2 separate regions of the Mus musculus genome follow, and region 2 is linked to region 1. Evidence: chromatin loops called from intact Hi-C (ENCODE). Cell type or tissue: heart. All regions are shown on one strand.

Evidence for each region. A loop is a pair of places that touch in the nucleus more often than their neighbours do. Peaks named below come from ENCODE experiments on the same cell type or tissue, not always from the same donor. Only the 100,000 strongest peaks of a DNase experiment are listed, where the experiment ranks them.
Region 2: it touches region 1 in a loop (2.8-fold over the local background); 2 of 42 quality-filtered maps call a loop at or near these places.

The regions. Positions count from the first base shown.
Region 1 is chr1:92,338,926-92,346,925 of GRCm38, reverse strand. No RefSeq gene overlaps it. Among named protein-coding and RNA genes, the nearest start is that of Gm35992, 37 kb to the left of the region's middle. In heart, no CTCF peak of the experiment used is centred here; DNase peaks (open chromatin) are centred at 3,005 and 3,595; H3K27ac peaks cover 1,284 bases.
Region 2 is chr1:92,433,425-92,441,424 of GRCm38, reverse strand. It overlaps Ndufa10 (NADH:ubiquinone oxidoreductase subunit A10), which reads left to right. Exons shown (of 10, transcript NM_024197.1): 10 at 1,518-1,717. The coding sequence ends at 1,586. Among named protein-coding and RNA genes, the nearest start is that of Mir6900, 27 kb to the left of the region's middle. In heart, no CTCF peak of the experiment used is centred here; DNase peaks (open chromatin) are centred at 3,534 and 4,214; H3K27ac peaks cover 2,049 bases; H3K27me3 peaks cover 467 bases.

The DNA.
Region 1 (8,000 bases):
TGCTGGCTCAGGGATCAGTGACAGTGAGCCGCAGGCAGGCTAGGGTAGTCAGTAGGGGACCCTGAGGACAGACTTGAGGTTCCACTGAGTGAAGGGAGTTGCTAGAGGGGTACACTTGGCACTGTCAGGGAACGGGCAGGATGGGGTGACATTGGAAAGTTCAGGGCAGTGCTAAGGTGGACTGCAATGCTAAGAACCGGTCCCTCTGCTGGCTTCCTGTATTCTTCACGTCGTTGACAGAGTCTGTTTCCTACCCCTATGTAGTTATAATGGCCAGTGGCTTTGCCTGGGGACCTATGTCCAGACGCACAGGTGAGGGTGAGGAATGAGCTTTGCTATTTGTATGAATCATGGAGATGAGGGCTGCTTGCTACTCGGCTCTCCTCTCTGACAGGACATATGTGAGGGCGTTAGTGGTCGCTTTGCTGTTTGCTATAACAAGACACAGACAATAGCAACCCGGGGAAGAAGAGGGTAATTTAGGCTTACAGCAGTCTGAGGGAAACGGTCACCATGGTGGGGACGGCAGGGTGGCAGGAATGAGGCAGCAGGTCATGTTGTGCCTGTAGTCAGGAAGGAGAGAGATGAAGGCTGGTATCGCTCTGTCTCCTTTGCCCCTTTTTATTCAGTCTAGAACCCAACCCAAGGGATGACCCCATCCACACTAAATGTAGGTGTTCCCATGTCAGTTAAAACCCTTTGGAAACACCCCCACAGATGTACCCAGAAGAATGCCTTCTAGGTGATTCTAAAGCAATCAAGTAGACAATGAAGATTAGCCTTTATCGTGATCAGGCATGGCGATCATAAGACCTGCAATGTCTTTGTCTCATCATGTCAGTAGCCCTGACTAAGAAAAGCTAGTACCCTAAAGCCTGTCCTGGTCTCTGTTCAACCTGACACAGAGTCTCCCATAGCTGTCAACGGGATGAATCGTCCTAATTAACAACAGGGGAAGAGGCTTGCACATGCTCTGTGGAGCTGAGTTCCACGTGTGATGTGTTGACTGAAGTGAGTGCCCTTAGCCCCCAGTAGCATCCTTCAAGAGCGGTGGCTCTCAGCCTTCCTGGTGCTGTAACCCTTTAATACAGTTCCTTGTGTTATTATTTCCTTGCTACTTCATAAGTGTAATTTTGCTACTTTTAAATGACTCATAATGTAAATATCTGATATGCAACCCCACAAAGGGGTCAAGACCTCCAGGTTGAGAACTGCTGCTCAAGAACTCGGAACTTACTCTGTACTCGCTGGGGACCAGGCCCTGCTCAGTTTCTCACACTGGTGATGAGGAGCTGAGAAGTGGGGCTGCCTTTCACTTTGCAACCCCGAGGAAGGGGCAGCCCACTTTCACAAGCTGACTGTTGGTGTCTCATAGGCTGTGTGGACCAGTGACACTCGCCTTGAACATCTGGCATGTGGACAGCAGGGGGGATGGGCAGAGTGAAGGCTTCTAAGCCACGTCTTGCCTGAAACTTGGATTCTGCCCCATCAAACCTGTGTGGTTGTGCTTTCTCTCAGTGTGGGGAGGGGCCCAGCTCCAGGCAGAGAGAAGAGGCATGGCTTTGCAGTGAGAGCAAGATGAGGAAGTAGAGGCAGGTTCAAATACCCAGAAGAAGGTAGGGAGGGCCAGTTCCAAAGCACCATGTGACCTGTGGGACCCAGTGACCTGTATTCCAGCCACAGTCTGATACTTAACCAGACCTGAGTGACCATCAGTCCTGACCCAGAATGGTGACTATCAGCCCTCCATTAGAGTTAACTGGGATGATGGGGAGTCCCATATCTTATCCAAGGAAGGAGGTATCCTTCACTCATGGTAATAGGGGTAAGGAGCTTGGAGGGCTTCTGTTAGGCATTCCCAGCAGATCTGCTCGGTTCCTGGCTTGTTCAAGACTCATAGGTCTGGCAGTTCCCATACAGTATCTGTTGGGCTGGGGACATCACTACAACAGAAGAAGACTAGCTGTCTCTGGGTCCTGGCCCCCCAGCAGCCAGGCAGGCACTAGCCCTGGGCCTCAGTGGGAAGGAAAAGTCCCTTTATCACTCTCCAGCATTTAGTTTGCCTGGATCCTCCTCCCCTAGCTAATTCCTCCACTGCTTCTAGCACACAATCTAGCCTCCAACTCCATTCTCTGCCTCAGGGGTCCTAGACCCTCTATGATCTCTGCCCACAGCCTGGGCTCTAAAGCTTGTACCATGGAGCACTGTAGCTTCTGCAGCCTCAACTCCTATCTACGTGCCCTACTCCACCCCAAATCCTCAACTCCCAACTACAGACTGAACCAGGTAGTTTGGGGTGATCAGGAGTGGGTGGAGCCCTCCTGAAAGCCTCAAGGTTGGCTGTGCAGAGGGGAGCGGCTCTTCTCATAGGCATCTGCAATTGCCTTAGTGCCCCAGGAACAAGGAGGGTGGAGCAAGAGAGAAAGGGCTGGAAATCCAGACATCTGAGGAACTGGAGAGAAGGGTGAGCCTCAGAGTCTACCAGTTTCTTTGCAAGTTGGGGTAGGTTGGCTTTCAGGGTCCTGAGGCTATTTCCACCAAGAGAGTCATGTTAGAGTGCTGCAGCCCTTGGGAACGGAGAATGGTATATGACCCCGATATCTCAGGCTGTCTTTAGAAATGAGAGCTGGAGAGCAGAAGGCTACATGTGAAGAGGGGCACTGGGCAGCCCAGGTATGGCAGGAACACACCGGCCAGGATGAGAGGTAGCCCAGCTTCCTGCTCACTGTGTGCGTGGGGCACATTAACTTCTCTGGACCAGGTCTCCAGAGGTGCACTCCAAGGGAGGCAGGGAAATGGGAGAGACAACAGTGCTCACCCACAGTCCTCACCAAGCTTGGCAGCTATGTGAGCCGGTGCTGGCATGTCCAGTAGGCAGATGGATTACAGTGGAGCTCAGTTTACTGAGTGAGGTCAGCCACTCCAGCTGTCACCCACGCCTTTGGAACTGGAGCTGCCATGAAGATGTTCTGGCAGGAAAGAGACCTATCTTGTCTCCCAACACCCAGGCTGGGCCCTCACACCTGCAGGTTGGTGACAGATTTAGCATCTGCCCTGGCACCCTCTCTCCCTCCTCTGCATTCTCTCCCCCACCTTGGTCTGCATCCTGAACATCATGGGACCAGCCCCTTGTTCTTGCCAACTGGCTGTTGTGCATGGCAGTGACCCAGCCCCAAGAAGACATTCCTGATATATTTGCTATAGAGCTTTCTGGCTGGGCAGAGGTAAGAGAGATAAAAGGCTTACATTTGAAGAGCTGGAGGTGGGAGACTGAAAGCGCATTCGAGAAGTAAGAAGACGGTCTCAGAAGGTTCTGTGTGGGCCATGGAGAGAGGGCATGAGAACCAAGAACCAAAGGCTATATTGCCCAAGAGCTGGCATCAGTCATAGGGTGGGTATCTTATGACAACACTCCAAAGGGCCAGCTGTTTCTTGCAGGAAGCGGATGGCAGCTAGGGTTCTCAGGAAAACAGCCTGCCGATGTTCAAAGTGCAAATGAGAGACATAATCAGACATAGACTCAGCCACTGTGCTTGAGGGGAGGAAACCAAGTGGGGTTAGAACAACCTGGTCTGAGGATACTGAGCCAAGGGCAGGAGAGGACAGGGCCACCATGAGGACAGGGGACACGCTTTAGGGGAATGCACTGCACTGAAGGGGACAACAGTGGTAAGCAGACAGGAATGGGTGCCAGTTCCGCTTATGAGGAGCCCTGGTAGAGAGCAGGGCTGGGTGGTGCCACCAAGGCCAAGCGTGGGTGACAGCTGGGAAGCAGGGACCCTTTCCCCCAAGCCCTGGCCACTAAGCTGCTTCTCCATTAGCATTCAGCAACCACGGATCCGATTCCTGAGGTCAGTCCCAAGGTGAGTTTGTTTTTATTTTGAATAGAGTAGCAAAGAGGAGCTTACTGGTCGACCACACTCACACTATGTCCCCACTTGAGGGCCAGGTCTCTGATATAAGACCCACTATCCAGCCCAGAGCAACTCAAAGCCCCAGCCCTTTCCTGAGCTTAGGACCTTCCAATTGCTTTCCTGGTCACTGTCTCCTGGTCATACAGAGGCCTTCTGTGTCTGTCTCACTGACATGAATGAGTCCGGGAAGTACAGCCACAGGCTATGGTTACAGTTTTTCTAGTTCTTACCCTGCATCAAATCAGATTTTAAATTCAAGCCAGTCTTCAGTAAAAGCCACTTAGATGACAGCAGCCCCTGGCCCTATGGGGGAGTAGCTGTCTTGATGCCTTGGTGACACCTTCAGATTGTGTCCTCTCTTGGTGCCTAAAAACATTACCACAGTGCTGGCTGACACGACGTGTGTGGGGTAAGACTTGAAAGGGCCTTAGTGTGTCACCTAAACCTGCCCTTCTCCGTTCCTGTCACCTCGCAAGTAGCAAGTACATTTTCAGAGACTGGGGAGCTCACCGCAGATTCAAGGATACAGAGACAAGGGGACATTTCTACAGGCGAGATGGAGAGGCTCACACAAGCTGTTTTGAAACAGCCATTTCTTCCACTGAGACTTAAAACAGGAGTGTTCAAGGATCAATAACAAGGTGGCGCCCGTCCAAACTCGGGCAGGCCACGGCTGGGTGGATGCCCTTGCAAAAGTATTTTCTGAGTAAGGTTGCTCTGGTCTGTGCAAGGCTGTGGTCTGGCAGGGCGTTCCAGGCCATTCCTAGATCAAGCACAAATGTGAGCTCACCTCCTTTAAGTACGCTTGGCTTTGTTTACTATTTGCTTTTTGTGTGTTCTAACCTGGGAAACCCCATTGATCCTATCAGTATCTCCAAGTGCAGGTTCTGAGTGGATTTCATCTTGGTCAGCATGTGGACACAGAGGAATGACAGCGAGATGGTGAGCCTCACACTGGCATGGGCACATCTGCACAGGCTGTCCCTTGGGTATGTCCTTTCCGTGTGTGTCTATGTTGGGCCCTGTGGGGAGCGGGAGGAGGTTTTCTCTGAGATGGCGACTGCACAGCATCTCTCTGGAGGAAGAGAGGATCCTTTTGAGAGAGCAAGAAGTCAAAGCACAGAACTGGGAAGAAATTGCTCAGGACACTGGGCCAATAACTGTCACTTACCTGACCCAGGTTCTCAGGACTGCTCTGCAGTAACCCACAGATGATAGCCATGGGCCCAGAAGCAACCTGAGGAGAGGAGTCTGCTTAGAGCCTTCCCAGACAGTAGGCCATTCTAGCCTAGGGCAGGTGAGGTCCTTAGCCTACTCCCTTTGCACACTCATCTGGGTCTCTTTCTATCTGTCTTCTGCCCAGAGGACCCCGTGTTCTGTGGCTAAACTAGCTTTTGACCTAACATCTTCTCCTTGCTGGTCCCTCAGTCTGGATCGCAGCAGGTTTTCCTTCCTGACTGCCTTTGTGGTCCAGTTTGTGTTTTCCTGAATAACTGCTCCTTCTCACAGCTCCCTGCCATGCCAGGTCACAGAAGCCTCAGCCTTCTTCTCCGGAGAGCAGGCCTGTGGTAAGGCAATTTCATCCTGCTTGGGATAGCTGCAGATGCTTTCTGTCTCTCCCCATTTCCCAGGCCTTGCTACTGGTTGGTTGCATGGGTCAATAGGCAACCAGACACAGATTCTAGTCCTGGATCTGCCTCTGAGACTAGGCAGCTCCTGTGACCACCCTGACCCCAACTTCCTCAGAGCCTCTTGTGTTGGCTGATGTTGGCTGGTGTTGCCACGAGGGTTACGTGAATCAACCTCACAGAGCACTGGGCAAATGCTCAGGAGCCAGTGTCCTTGCTGGAGGGCTACATGGGAAAGTGAGCAGTAGAGACAGCTGCTCCACCGTGGAACACATAATACTCCTCTTTTAAATTTTCTAAAAGCTAATCGACTGTTTATTGCCACAAAAATTAAAATGCTGAAATATAAGTAGAAATGAATGCAATTATTGTGGGAATGAGGAATGTAAATAGCCTAAGCAAATAAGAGGAGGAAGCACTCATCGCTAAGCCATCTACCGGGCAGGCAAAGACACAGACGGGAGAAGACACAAAGCGTTACCAAGATAGACTTCATAAACTCTCATCATGAGACAGCTGGAGCAGGTGTCAGAGCAGGAAGGCTTCAGGGCAGGGAGTCACCCAGAGTGCGGAGAGACATTTCACAGTGATAGAAGGGGTTAGTTCAGGAGAGCATGCAAACAGACATACACACACGAAGCGAGACCTGGGAGAAGCCAAGTGTTGTGGCTGACAGCTGTAATCCCAGCTCTTGGGATGCAGAGGCTGGAGGTTTTCTGTGAGTCTGAGGCCAGCCCATGAATCTTGTCTCGGTCAACAGAGCAAAACAAAACAAACCCCAGTACAGCAGAGCTGAGCCTGTGAACAAGTAAACACACAAGCATGGGTGGGGTTTTGCAGCTGATGGAAGGATCCAGGAGGATGCCTGAAGCCTAAGTAGACCTGCTCAGCAGCCTGACCTCTAAGTTCACCAAGTGGCACCAGAGAGCAGCAGATCCACCCACTCCGGGGAAGCGTTCTCCAAACACCTGGGATCCAGCAGAGTGTCATCTCAGGCCACCGAAAAGAATTCAGCAAATAACGCTGGGAGATTTGCTCCCCACCCGGGCAATTCTGTCTTTAAAAAGTAGATCTCTACTTGCTGTCATCCAAGGAGAAACTCCACATGCATTTGCATCTTGTAATATTAAAACAGGAATATAGGAATGAGCCCTAAAGAGCATGAACGGCAATGAGAAGGGCTGGTTTGCACACCAGGAGCATGACAACACTTTCATAAAGCCACCTTCTCACGGAAGGTGTGTCACACAACATGGCCACTGTCGAAATCCGACGTATGTTAAGGGTTCCCTAAAGTGCTAAATAATAAGCCACAGTACCATACAGAAATTATCAAACACTTGTGTCATGTTGAAAGATTTGCCAAGTCAACTTATTTATAAGAGAAATACAATCCATGCCATTGATGACTAGAGAGACAAATTATAAAACGTATTCTCTCTACCCACGACAGGGGCAAACGGAAGTCTCTTTACCTCAGGTTCCTCCACACACGTGGGGATGAGCTTCACAAGCTGCTGGTGGGCAGACGACATGACGACAGTTTGGATAGCGAATTGCTAACAATCCAGTGAATCTGAAGCATGCGCCCAATGCTATGACAATGCACCCCTACCATCTGAGAGAACATTACCTGTACTGGAACATTTATTCCTAACATCATTACATTTTGTTTAGGGACAGATACTCCTCGGGATGAGAATAACCATCAGATTCAGAACATCACAGTGTCTCCGAGGGGACAGAAGTGGGCACAAGCACACCTTTAGCCAGAGACTTAACATTGCCACTCCTCAAGCTGATTGCTAGGTTTACTGGTACATATTACTGGTTTCATATTGCTATGGTTGAATCTAGACTGTTCCCCCAAAGGCTTGTGTTTTGAAGATTTGGTCTGCAGGTGATGGCATTACTTTGAAGTCTGTGGAGCCTTTAGGAGCTGAGGTCTAGCTAGCAGAGTCTAAAAAGACTACAGATGGTTTTTGAAAAATGAGACCTGTGCCTGGTTTCAGACTTCCGGGTCTTCTACCATAGAACCCTCTGATACCGTGAGCCAAAATAGGACCTTTAACTTGACTCTGCTAGTTATTTTTTCCATAGGAGAGAGCAATACCCATTTGTCTACAACAAATTTGATTCCAGTTTCCAGTTCAGTTTGTGATGTAACCAGCCCCTCCCTGGCATGTGTTCATAGCAGCTTAGTTGGAGTCTCATACTCTTTCTTTGCAGATTTATTTAATGCCAAACTCTTAAACATGAGTTCAGAAACTGCAAAGACCCAAGAGAGGCAGTGATCTTGGAAATGGACTCAGGGACATCACTCCAAACACACTAGAGGGCTTACCTGAAGACAGGGTGTTCAGCACAGCAGCCAGCCAGAAGGAGAGCTACAGCATGGGAGAGGGGAACTGGAACCTAATTACAGGCTAAAAGAGATAGGAACTGCAATTTATCTCAA
Region 2 (8,000 bases), 94 kb before region 1:
ATAAACTCAGTACAGACCAGGAAACCACAGTACACATCTCTGAATACGTTGTTACCTACACAACAAACTACTGAAACTCACGACAATGATCTGAAGTAATTACAATAGTGAATTCTGAAAAAAAAAAATCTCCAAGGTTCAAATGGGTATATTTCAAAATATGCCATCACCTGAAAAATTTTTCAGAATTTTTCTTAGGTTCCTAAATTATTATTAACTAAAATACCAAAAGAAATTAGTTCCTCAAATATTTTAAGTATTGATGACCCAATCAGAGCCATCAGTTAATGAGTATAGGAAATTCATGAGTAAGTCAATAACTTTTTTCTTTTTTTAACTTTTTTACTGATTCTTGTGAGTTTCGAATCATGTACCCCAGTCCCACTCATCTCCTCCCCAATACCCACCCTTCACCCTTGCAGCCTCCCCCAAAAATATAGCACACACACAAACAACAACAACAAGCATAGGAAACCTCTGATGGAAGCTGGAGTGTGTCACAGTGTGTCCCACAGTATGTCTCTCTGTCCACACATCTCCACTTGTAATGTCCATTGCAGTGAGTCAGTGGTCTCAGGAGAGCTGGTCTTGCCACTCATCTGCCATGAGATGATGTGGGGGTGGGCGTGATACCTGGTCCCTTTAGCCCCACACCATCTGCAGCAGTGGGGAGAGCTGACCCTGGGGTCGTGAGAGTAGGAGAGCTAGCCCTGCTCCCTCACTGGCCTTATCACTGGGGGAGGAGGGAATTAAGCTGAAACTTCCTTGGACTATACAGTGGAGATGGCCCTGATGACAAAGGCACCGGTGAGCCAGCTCCTCACAGGCTGCAGCACAAGAGTCGAGCCTTGACTGGGCAGCTCAGTAAGACCTCAAGGGCATGAGAACTGGAGAGCTCGCTTGGGTGGTGCGGATAAAGGAGAGTAAGTGGGCTGACCAGCTCAGCTGCTACCCAAGCCCAGATTGAGGCTCTGAATTCGCCCACCCCAAAATCTATATCACTTGCAATTGGTTGGGGTACATGAAAAGGCTAGCCCTACTGTTCTGAAGCTACAAGGTCTCCATGACGCAGGGCAACAGCAGGATAACCAGGAGGAGTCCTGATGAGTCAGTACTGATGGTGTCACAGAAGCCAGACAGCTCGGACTGTGGCCTCTTAGTAATAAGTCCATCACTGGTTCCCAAGGCTAAGCTACTGTCTCCATTCACACTAGTCAAGCAGGCAGTCGGGGCTGAGAACAAGGCATTTTCTAAGCCCAGCCTCCTCTGCCAGCTATCACTGAGTGCCACTGGTTTCTTGTCCTTCCTGCTCATCATACAAAATAGAAAAACCAGCTAGGGCTCTGTCTCCATCTGGATCTCTGTCCTGGACAGGACTTCTGTGGGCAAGGCTGCTTCATTACAATGGATCTCTGTTCTCCGGTATCCCTGGTACTGGATGGGCAGTAGCTGACCAACTCTAAAGGTTGGAAAAGTGGTCTTTACTCTAAACAGTGTTTAATTCCTTCCCCCAACAGCTGCCAGGCCGCAAGTATGCCCCTGGGTACAATGCCGAGGTGGGTGACAAGTGGATCTGGCTGAAGTGAAGGGTCCCCTCCGCCCAGCCGTGTCATAGCCATGGAGATGCCTGCTCTGCCCAACTCTGTGAACTCCAGAGCTTTCCAAGACAACAGGAAAAAAAGCAAATGATCAAGAAATTGCCAGAAAAAAAAAAAAATCTAACAAAAAGAGTCTGACCCACGCCTGGGCAGAGATGAAAGAATCAGCGTCCACTGAAAAGGTTCTGGAACCTTCTAGTGATGTTTTGGAATCATCTGGAGGAGAAACAAAGCAGAGCTGGTCTGCTGAAAGCCCAGCTCCCACTGGAAGCCCCGTGCCCCAGTGCTGTTCCCTTGAACCCTTCCAACTTGAAGAAATAAAGCCGGCTCTGTAGCCCCTCCTCCTGTGTCTGCGTGGCACACTTGTGCCTGGTGCCTAAGGATGCTCAGCCCTGCGCCCCCCACCCACCCACCCCTGCACTTTGGGTCTCTCACACACTGTTGAAGCGTCTTTTCTGAAGCATTTGTTCTTTTCTGAAGCACATTAGAGCAAAAGGGTGAAGAATGGCCACAGACTAGCAGAACCGAGTCTTAGAGCAGGCTCGCTTTCTCTTATCTCTGAAGAGCAAGCTGAGCATAGGGTGTGGGGTAGTACAGATGATGCTATCCAAAATGAGGGTGCCAGTCCCAGGTGAAAGAGCAGTGGCATCTTATTGTTCTCCTGCATGGGAACCTGGGGGGAGAGTCCTTAGGAGCGGGTGTCAATCTGAATTGCTGTCCTAAGCTGTGAGTTTGTACTGAGACCCCTGCTGTGGCTGCTCCAAGCACATGTAACTTGCATTTAACTTAATTAAAACTTAATGAAATTTAGCACTCAGTTCCCTGGTAGCACTGGGCTCCATTCAGGCACACACAGAACACTGTTGGAGAGCAGGTCAATATTAGGCAGTACAGAAGAGAACACTTTGATCTTCCAGAAAAGCTGGCCTTACTGCTGGGGCCACCTACCTGCCTGCGGCCCCTCCCCCTCCCCTTCTGAAATGGGCCAGCCCTGGGATTCTGTGGTTTGAGTAGCTTGTGAGCCCCCTGAGAAGGGTCAAAGAGAAAGAAAGCATCTTTATCTTGGCTCTGCGTGCTATCCCTGGCTGGGTGGCACTGCTGCCCCTGAAGGCCCACAGAACAGGCATGCAGCGTTGTGAGAAGTAGGTCCTGGGCCACAGTCCAGAGACCTCAGCCATGGTGGCTAGCACGTCAGGACAGAGTCAGGACACTCGGACCCTAAGAGTCCTTCCAAGTGCTTGTTTCTTCCCCTGATGACTCTACTCCCTGGGTGTAGTGTGACACTTGTGATTAGTGTTGCTACAGAAGTCCATCTGCCCATTTCCTGTGTTCACTCGGGCAAAAGAGGGTGAGTATTCTCCAGTCTCCAGGACTAAGCCCTGAGGACTGGTAAATACTCTGGTATGGCATTGATGCAGTCCCTCATCAGTCTCACCAGAGTCTCTACTGCCCTTTAGAGCTTGGATCAGAGCTGAAAGATAACCACACACTTTGAATAGCCCACATTGGCAGCCGCCTCTGCACTTTGAGGATCAGGAACAGGGCGCTGTTTTAACACTGGTTCTGTGTTTTCTGTTGACAGAGGAAGTCCTCATGGACTTAAGGCTCTCGTGGTTTCCTCCATCTTCAGTAGCGCTAGGCTCAGCCTGCAGCCTGGTGGCAGCTGGCATGCTCCCCAGGTATCTGACTGCTGCCAATTGCAACCCTCCACACAGCAGTGGTGCTACAGCAAATAGCCGTTCACCAGGCAAAGCAATTCAGTAAGGGCAGCATGTGACTAGGTGGCCACTTCAGGATGAAGAATACCAGAGGGTTCAAGGACCGGCAGTCAGGCTACACTTTGTAAGTGGGTGCCTGGCCAGTGCAACAGGAATGAACAATGTTCTCTTGCTTGACACGGGCCCCTCTTCTAAAGCCTGCTGGCTCCTAATTGCTTGGAAACATCCTGTGTTCTGTTTACCAAAACGGACTTCTGGATTGGCTGTGAGCAGTATGTGCTGGCGCCAAGGAGCCAGGCAGGCCTGCCCTGGGGCTGATGAGCAAGGTTAGCGCTGTAGCACCAGGCTACAAGGGCGTTGAAAGGAGACAGCTCAGAGCTGGGTGAATGGAGGAAAGAGCCTGAGGCACCCTGGCCTCTTCATCTAATATAAAGCCAGCCCTGAGGGCAGTGCTTCTGCCAGGACCTCAGCCCTCAGGTCCTTTCTTCCTGTTGGGTTTCTTTAGCGGGAAACTCATGTGAAAGGAAGCAAACCCAGGATTAGAAGATGACTGGAATTTGAGGGAAATTGCCCTTTTAAGCTGCAAGGCCCTGGACTTGTCCGGAGACCCAAGCTCTGAGTTTTGGTGTGTCCTGCTCTCTCTGGAATTCTCACCAGACACCCTAGGACCAGAGATTTGCAGTATAGGCTTACCGCAAGGGGTCTTCAAAGCAGTATAACAAAGCACCCAAAAGTGCTTGGCTTTTACTACATTTTTTAGTATCCTGACAGAATGTCAAACAAATCCTTTACACCTGCATTTTCCTAGAACGAGGTGGTGCCAGCAGCAGCAGGATCTTTTTCATGCTGTGCGGATTGAAAGCAGAGGGCCCCTGTCTTCCTGCCAAACTCAGTAGCCTCAGGGCAAAGCGAATGGACTTGCCCAGAGCCAGGGTATTCCAGGGGTGGGAGCATAGCCCAGTGGGCTGTGAATGAGGCTCAGCCAGCAGATCAATGGCAAGAAATGAAATGTGCCTCCTTGTAGCCAACCTGGGAGCCAGACTGAGACAAAGACACATACACACACACACACACACACACACACACACACTGGCTTCCTTCCTCACAGCCCCAGGGGGCACTGCCCAGCAGATGGTAAGATCCAAATGTGGGGATCCTCCATCTCAGACATCCCTAGCACTCCCTGCACCCTTCAGTCCTCTCCACAGCCTGAAGCAGGGAAGTGCAAGATCAGCTTCGAATTGAAGCTATCTGTGGGCCATGCTTTGCCTGCAGGAGGCACAGGGTGTCCACCTGGTTGGCATTCCCTGCATGCAGCCCCACAGATCTGCTTGGCTCCATCCTTCAGTCTGACCTTTAGAGGCTCTGGTTGTTCGGAGAACAACGGAGCAGTGGAGAGGTGAGGGGTGAGGCAGAGCTAGAGAAAGCCTCATGGTGGGTAAGAGCTGGCCAATGTAATAAACTGCGCTGGCTTGAAGGACCCTCTAGCCTGGAAATGGATGCAGGTGTATTTATACAGGAAATGGGTCACGGCTGGTAGGGGCCTGCAGGTATGGCCAGATGTGTGCACCTGCTCTTAATCACTTCATCCTACAAGTCCTCCATCAAAACAGTTACTTTTGACAAGGGTCATTGTGTTATCAACCTGTTAATCCACTGGCTGGTTCAGTTCCAACTTTCTCAGTGACTGGGCTGGAGAGAGTGGCTGTCCCCAGACCCTGTTACTGATGAAACCCAGGTAATGAAAGGACTCTTCCTTTGTGAGAGTGGGAGAGAAGCCTTACTGATCACCTTACGTCACAGACAACCTTCAGGCCCTGAGCTCACTCCTGTCACAAGACAGGAGTAATCCATTGAGGAACTGTAGCCACAAAAAGAAGGAAGCCCCAGCATTCTTAGATACCCCCCAGCACACAGAGGTCCTGTGTGATTTATGTAGAGAGCCGAATGTGGATATGCTGTCTGCGCTGTGCTCTGTACGCTGTGCCTTGGGAGGGACTGGGAGTCACTCCTGATATCCCTGGCTCCTTAGCACTCACATATCTTATATCTGAACTCTTAAGAGTTGTCAGTGGGAGGTTAAAAGGTACCCATCAGCCGATACCCTATCAGCCATGGTGCCTGAGCACAGGGCTCCCACCTAGGGCCATTCTCCAGAGTCTGTATTTTGTTGGTAGTGGTGATAGGTTGGTTTATTTGTTGGTTGGTTTGTTTTTTCGAGGCAAGGTTTCCCTGTGTGGCCTTGGCTATCCTGGAACTCATTCTATAGACCAGGCTATCCTCAAACCCAGAGATCCAACTGCCTCTGCCTCCCCTTAGTGCTGGGATCAAAGGCATGGACCACCACCATTTCAGATTCATTTTTTTTAAAGGCCACATGAGTCATATTGCCACTCTGGGAGGTGACAATAGCTGCGACTAAGGATGAGCAGCCATTGTCCAAACAATACGCTCTGGCTACTGCCCAGTGGGAAGTGTCTCTCTGCAGCGTGGGTATCCTGCTGGAGCTCAGCCCTTGAATCCATCTCTTCAGGGGCTCTTGCTTTCGCACAGCATGCAGAGTCCTAAGACCTATGAGCCACCCAGTCTTGAGGACAGACCCTGAGGAGGTCTAGATGTCCTGGCTGCTTAACCTGGAGATGGTCTCTGGGCAAAGAGAATCTCAAGGTCCATACAATAAATTGGCCCTTGATACTCTGTTTTCCCACATCCCTGTATCTCATGTGGAACACACCTCTGCCCTCAGGATTCCCCATGCAGCTGCTACCCAGATACCAGCTGCCTATTGTCAAGTCTCTGCAGCTCTGGGGTGCCTTGTGGCCCCAAGGTGACCCTGGTCACCCCTAATGTCAGTGTTCCCTAAGACCAGAAGCCACCCCCTTTTGCTAGTCTCCTTGGCCTAAAGTGAGTCTTTTGGCAGGGCTGGTTGGGAACCAGCAGCTGTTGAGGAGAAGGGACCATCTGGGAGAAGGGCAAGCTGGCTCAGGGAACCCTGGACAATAGTAGGGGAAATTACAGGAAATAGGAAGAAATGGCAGATCCGGGCTCTATTTCCAAGCTGCCAAGCTTTTTGAATATACATATAACAGGTATAATTACTTCTCTTCCTTTAAACACTTCCAGATCATCTTTTTCCTTTTTATAAACTGGCCAGCATCCCACCCTCTTGTCAGCAGTACTCAGGCCTCCTCTCCAGCCTTGGGGGCTCCCAGAAGCATCCAGACAGGGCCCGTGGGAAGCCAAGAGAACAGAGCCTTAGGATTGCTACAACTATAGATGCTTCTGGCATGTGCTGGGCTGGCAGAGCTACTGTCCTTCCCAGCTACCTCCAGGGAAGACCTGGCACTTGTCTCCAGGCCACCATGTAGTTGCTATGGTTGTGTGCCTATAGGTGTTTCAGGTTGAAGGCATCTGAAAAGTGTGGTTTTCTAGGTATCCATGTCTTAGTGAAAGGGACCAGAGTGCTGATCGTCTCCTCTGAGTCCAGCTTTGACCTGCGAAGCCTTACGGACCGGGCAGTATCACCAGTCTGGCGATCAAGTGATCAGGACGTAGGCCAGGCAAGAGGGACTCTTGAGTCCCACCTACCGCTGTCCATCTGTTCAGACGCCCAGTCTAAGTCTCTTCATTGATTAAGCATGCACATAACCAGACAGAAAGGCATGGGATGAAATGACCTACCTGAGGTCCCAATGTTACTGGTCTTGGGCTTCCCGGCTTCCTGACTGCAGGTGCAATGTGAACGGTGGCCCCAAGCTGTTGCCAGCACACCTTCCCCGCCGTGACAAGCTGTACTGGAACTGGAGCCAGAGAAAACCCTTCCTCTTTGGCTTAGTTTTATTTTTTTAATCAAAAGAACAAGAAAAGCAGCCAATACAACAACTCTGGGTATTTCCTATTTTACTTGGCAACATGGCTCCCTTTCAGGGAGGCCAAGAGAAGAGGGACCCTGGGAGATGGGGCATGGGCAAGGTACTGTGTGCACTAAACTGCATGGGGGTCAGGGCTGTGATGTTTGGCCTCCCCCTCCCACTGCAGCTCTGACTTGTGAAGTCTTGGGGCTGGAGTTAGTTTGAAGCCTGAGGAGGTCTCAAGTCTTAGCATCCCTCCCAGCAGCAGGAGTGCTCGCTTGAGGCTGGGGATTGGGCAATGCACAGAGGAAGAGAGGGAGAAGAAGAGGCCTAGAACCTCAGATGTCTTGGACCCCCTCCCTCTCTCCTACGCCGGAACCACCTGGGTGTCACTTCCTGCTGTTACCAAGATGGAAGGGGACCGGACCGGAACCACCTGGGTGTCACTTCCTGCTGTTACCAAGATGGAAGGGGACCGGACCGAGAGGGCTTCATCAACAGAGCCAGCAGGTGTCCTAGGTCCACCATTGGGTTCCAGGCTCCTAGCCTGTCTGTTGCCTCGTTTGCACCCCAGATGTAAGACTTCATTAAAGGGTTCCTACTAGACTGACTGTTCAAGGGCTTTTTTTTTTTTTTTTTTTTTTTTTTTTTTGGCTTTTTCGAGACAGGGTTTCTCTGTATAGCCCTGGCTGTCCAGGAACTCACGCTGTAGACCAGACTGGCCTCGAACTCAGAAATCTGCCTGCCTCTGCCTCCCGAGTGCTGGGATTAAAGGTGTGCGCCACCACCACCTGGCTCAAGGGCCTTTTTAATTGGACAAATAGGGGTGGAAA